2 separate regions of the Homo sapiens genome follow, and region 1 is linked to region 2. Evidence: chromatin loops called from intact Hi-C (ENCODE). Cell type or tissue: heart right ventricle. All regions are shown on one strand. Region 1 overlaps CEP131 (centrosomal protein 131). Region 2 overlaps LOC124904078 (a long non-coding RNA gene).

The links. A loop is a pair of places that touch in the nucleus more often than their neighbours do. Peaks named below come from ENCODE experiments on the same cell type or tissue, not always from the same donor. Only the 100,000 strongest peaks of a DNase experiment are listed, where the experiment ranks them.
Region 1: a loop joins it to region 2, with 3.0 times the contacts of the local background. A loop is called at or near these places in 3 of 110 quality-filtered maps.

What each region holds. Positions count from the first base shown.
Region 1 is chr17:81,199,449-81,201,948 of GRCh38, forward strand. CEP131 (centrosomal protein 131) reads right to left here. Exons shown (of 26, transcript NM_014984.4): 8 at 881-998; 9 at 271-387; 10 at 1-101. Among named protein-coding and RNA genes, the nearest start is that of CEP131, 22 kb to the right of the region's middle. In heart right ventricle, a CTCF peak has its summit at 1,562; a DNase peak (open chromatin) is centred at 1,477.
Region 2 is chr17:81,017,032-81,019,531 of GRCh38, forward strand. LOC124904078 (a long non-coding RNA gene) reads right to left here. Exons shown (of 2, transcript XR_007065934.1): 1 at 1,415-2,500; 2 at 938-1,317. Among named protein-coding and RNA genes, the nearest start is that of BAIAP2-DT, 16 kb to the right of the region's middle. In heart right ventricle, no CTCF peak of the experiment used is centred here; a DNase peak (open chromatin) is centred at 1,313; H3K4me3 peaks cover 1,221 bases; H3K27ac peaks cover 1,209 bases.

The DNA of each region.
Region 1 (2,500 bases), 180 kb after region 2:
TGCCGCATTCCTGGCACTCTGGTCTCCCTGGGATTCTCAGGTGGCCCACGCTCGGCAGTGCTCGCCTTCTGGGCTCTCAGGGCTCGTTTCTGTTGCAGCTCCTGCAGTGGGAGCATCGCTGAGCACTGTCCCTGGGAGAGGACGACCCCAGGCTCCACAGCCAAGCTGCCCTGAGGCTAAGTGTCCCGGGGCCCAGGGAGCCCCAGCAGCAGCCCCGCACGGTCAGGCCTGGGCCACGGTGCTGCTCAGTGGTCCCTGCGCGGTCAGCACCTGAATGGCTGCTCGCCTGGCTTGGCGTGCCTTCTCCTCCCGGGCCTTCCTCCTGGCTGCCTCTTTCTGCTGGTGCAGGTCCAAGAGGGTCCCCTCGCCTGACCGCTGCCGCTGCTCCTGCCAAAGAAGCCGGTGCCATGTGGCGTTTACATCTGGAAGACGGAATCCAGACCCAGACCAGAGGTTTCCCCACAACGCCCTGGAGTCCCCTAGAGTTCGTGGAATCTCAGGGCCAGCAGGGAAAGTGAAACCCCACCAGGACCTTGAACCTGCCATTTCTCTGCTCTACAGAGGATGAGCCCTACGTCGCAGGTGGCCAACAGTTCTGGCGTGGGGGAGACAGCTCTGCCCCCACAGAACGTCCTCCTGAGACTCTCCAGCCTGGGATGGACCCAGCAGGCGTTTCCTGACACCCAGGCCCTGAGGACCGCCAGTGAGGACCACCCTGACTGTCCGCGGGGACCCAGGGTCAAGAAGGATGCTGCACCCAGAGACGGGGCCCACGAGCAATCCTAGGCTTTGATTCCACCTGTCCCAGAAACTCAAACCCCTGGGATTCTGGGCCAGACCCCCCGGGGGAGCATGGAGTGACTGAGACGCCCACACTGACCTCCCGCTTGGCCTGAAGCAAGTGCTCCAGGCGGGCAGCTCCTGCTCCGCGCCGCTGCACCTGGTGCCGGTACCAGCGCTGGATGGTGACAGTGGCCTGGTTCACCTGGTGGATAAACCTGCCCGGAGAGCAGGACTCAGGGCCAAGACAGGACCAGCGCCCCGGCAGGACCCAGCTGGCTGCTGGTGGAAGGTCGAGCCGGGGAAGAGAGAAGCCGGCGGCTGCACTCAAGTAGCCCTTTTCACAAGGCAGGACCAGCCCACCTGGACCATTTTCACATGGCAGGACCAGCCGCCTGGACCAGCTCCACTAAAACCCAAAACCTTCTTCCTGGGAAGGTGCCCAGGGGAGAGGAAACGCCTACCCACGCAGGCCTGTGTGGCCTTATTTACAATTGCCAGGAAGTGGGAAGAGTTCAAATGCCCATGACCTGGCTACAGCGTGAATACTGGATGGCGGGACCCTACCCACAGGCAACAGGCCCGGGACTCAGGCCAGTGCAGACCACAGGCCGTGGCTCCACAGAGAGGGTGGTCGGAACAGGCAGGGCTATGAGGGAACAGACTGGTGGCTGCTGGCATCTGGGCGGGGAAGGAGCTCGAGGGAAGCCTGGTGGTGCTGGGCCGTTTCCTTATCTTGGTCTGCTGTGTCCACAGACAGCACTATACACCCTGGTGGAATCTCATGGAACTGCACACTTACAATGGGCACCTTCTATTGTATACAAATTATACTAAGTAAAACTGATTAAGCAAAAAAAAAAATGCTTCACCTTGGCTCTCGGGACCATGTGTGGATTCTCTCAGCAAAGGCACTAACAGAGAACCCAGAACGTGTGAGCCCTAGCTCGGGAGCAGTCTGCCCCGGGCAGAACTGGGGGGCTTCAAGGGGTTGCGGGCTTCTGGTCCCCCTTCCCTCGTGCCACCCACCGCGTCTACAGGCCTGGTCTCCCTAGCCCTAACTGGGCGGTAGGGTAGGTGACGGCTCCGCCAGGAGCAGGCTCCGAAAGTCCAGGCAGGGAGGTACCCCCGCGACTGTCCTGACAAGAAACGACTGTCATGGTCACAGGAGGCTCCGCCCACAGCCCCTCCAGCTCCCCAGGGGCAAGCGGCAGGGGCACAGCCCCCAACAGTCATCATCACAGGAGGCTCCGCCCACAGCCCCTGGAGCTTTGGGTGTTGTTGGCTTTTTTCAGTTCTGTATCTTCTTTGCCTTTAATGTTGTTTTAATTAACAGTTTTACTGAGGTACAATTTCCATACTATAAAATCTACCCATTTTCAGTGTACAAGTCAATGATTTTTAGCAAATCTAGAGTTGTGTGACCATCAGCACAGTGCAGTTCTGGAATGTTCCACTGCCCCTGGAGGAGCCCTCTCTGCCACCCCTACACCAGCCTTCGACCTCCTGTGATAAACTTGCCTTTGCTTGGTGTTTTATGTAAATAGAACCACACCACATGGGGTCTGCTCGGTCTCAATATTTTAAAACAGGCCGGGGGTGGTGGCTCACGCCTGTAATCCCAGCACTTTGGGAGGCGGAGGCGGGCGGATCACGAGGTCAGGAGATCGAGAACATCCTGGCTAACACGGTGAAACCCCGTCTCTACTAAAAATACAAA
Region 2 (2,500 bases):
CTGGAGGCCCCGTTCAGTGTAATAAGCAAGAAAATAATAAAATGAACACATATTGGGAAGGAATAAATACACAACTGTCTCTATTTGTGGACAGCATGACTACATAGAAAATCTCAAAGGAGTCTACTAGAACAAATTAGAACATCACAGAATACTAGGTCAGTGTACAAAATGAAATGTGTATTTCTATTTGCTAGCAAGGAACAATTGGAAACTGAAATTAACATTTTATTTATTTTTATTGACTTACATTTTTAGAGACAGAGTCTTCCTCTGTTGCCCAGGCTGAGTGCAGCGGCATGATCACAGCTCACTGCAGCCTCAAACTCCTGGGTACACGTGATCCTTTGGCCTCAGCCTCCTAAGTACAGGTATGTGCCACAATGGCCAGCTAATATCTTTTTTTAGAAACAGGGTCTCACTATGCTGCCCAGGCTGGTCTTGAACTCCTGGGCTCAAGCGATCTTCCTGCCTTGGCCTGCCAAAGTGCTAGGATTATGGATGTGAACCACTGCACCCAGCCTATTTTATTTTTATTTTTTTAGAGATAGGGTCTTGCTCTGTTGCCCAGGCCGGAGTGCAGTCATGCAACCATAGCTCATGGTAACCTCAAACTCCTGGGCTCAAGTGATCCTCCTGCCCCGGCCTCCTGAGTAAGTGAGACTACAGGCATGCACCACCATGCTCAGTGCATGCCTTTTTTTTTTTTTTTTCTTTAAGGTGAGGTCTCCCCGTGTTTCCTAGGCTGATCTGGAACTCCTGGGCTCAAGTGACCCTCCCACTTTGGCCTCCTAAAGTGCTAGGATTATAGGCATGAGCCACTGTGCGTGGCCTGAAATTAACATTTTAAACATGGGGAAACAGACTTCTACTTCCAAGTAGGATGGAGTGCAGCAGATCAAGGCTCCCACTAAGAACTAGAAAGGCCAGGCAAAAATATAAAAATCATCTCTTTAATGGCATCAGAAAGCTACAGAAGCAACAAAGACTAAAGGGGTTAAGCCTCAAAAGAGGAGGGTTCCGTAGGATAAGCAGACCATCTGCAGCCCGCAGTTCCCAAGTGCTTGTTCGTGCTGGGATTAATGACACACGGGAGATTCGAAGGGCAGCTAATCTTGGCAAGAATGAAGACGCGAAAGCTGATCTCTTCTTCAAGACTGTGGCAGGACTGGAAGCTGCGTGAAAACGCTGGTTGAAGAGCTAATTTGAAACTTCCGGAAGGCAGAGCAGAATTGTTTACCTCGCTCAGGGCTAAGGAAGGGGAGGGCTCTAGTTGTCCACAGCAAACTGTCTGTTAATTTCCTGGAGGATTAGTTCCTAGAAACAAGCAACACAGAGATAGGCTCACCGAAAGGGCAGCTTGTCCTCAGCTCAGCTCAGTCCCTGATTGGAGCGAGGAGGTCACCCTCCTTACCGAGGAAATGGGGGACCCTCTCCGCCGGCTGGAACACAGCGTCATCCAGAGCAGGCTCTGCCCATCTTTTCCTTAGCCGGGTAGTAGAAGTGGCCTCTGCCTACTGAACCGTGCTGCTGTAGGGCACACGCAGCCACAGAGCATCTGTGAACAAATGGGCATGGGTGTGTTTCAATACGCTGCGTTCACAAAAGCAGGCGGCTGCCCCCCGCTGCAGTTTGCTGACCCCGGATCTGGAGTCTCCAGGCTTCAGCGCATGACATCCAGCATTCAGAGACCACAGGGCCAAAAATCAAGAGGAAAAATAGCCCGTGGAAACGGATGCACACAAAGCCAGAGAGTGGAAGTCGCAGCAGAGAACCCCTGAACTCTCTGTGAGTTTTTGTTTAGAGTTCGAACTCTGTGCGTTTTTGTTTAGATGGAGGAAGCAAGGGAGAAAGTAGATGAAAAGGTGGAGATTTTTCAGCTGAGAACTGGAATCCATATAACACAAAACTTTTTTTTTTTTTGAGACGGAGTTTCACTCTTGTTGCCCAGGCTGGAGTGCAATGGCGCAATCTTGGCTCACCGCAACCTCCGCCTCCCAGGTTCAATCGATTCTCCTGCCTCAGCCTCCCTAGTAGCTGGGATGACAGGCATGCGCCACCATGCCTGGCTAATTTTGTATTTTTAGTAGAGACGGGGTTTCTCCATGTTGGTCAGGCTGGTCTCGAATCCCCGACCTCAGGTGATCCGCCCGCCTCAGCCTCCCAAAGTGCTGGGATTACAGGTGTGAGGCACCGCTCCCGGCTTATAACACAAAACATTTAAGAATCTGCAAACCCCAAGTTTTCCTGCCATGGCAGGTCTGAGCACAAGGCAGCCGGGAGAGGTTTAATCCTGGGTGAGTCAGGCCGAGTTCCAGTTATCACACTGAGAATCACCCAGTAAATGAAGCTGCTGTGACCAAAGTGACCAAAGGCTGTTTAGTACCTGAAGGTCTTGGGAGGCCCTGGACCTCATGGAGAGAGAACCATAGAGCGTGGGGAGGTGGGGGCAGAGGCCCCCTGGGGCTGAGCCTGTTCTGAGCAGTTCACGGGGGTCTCC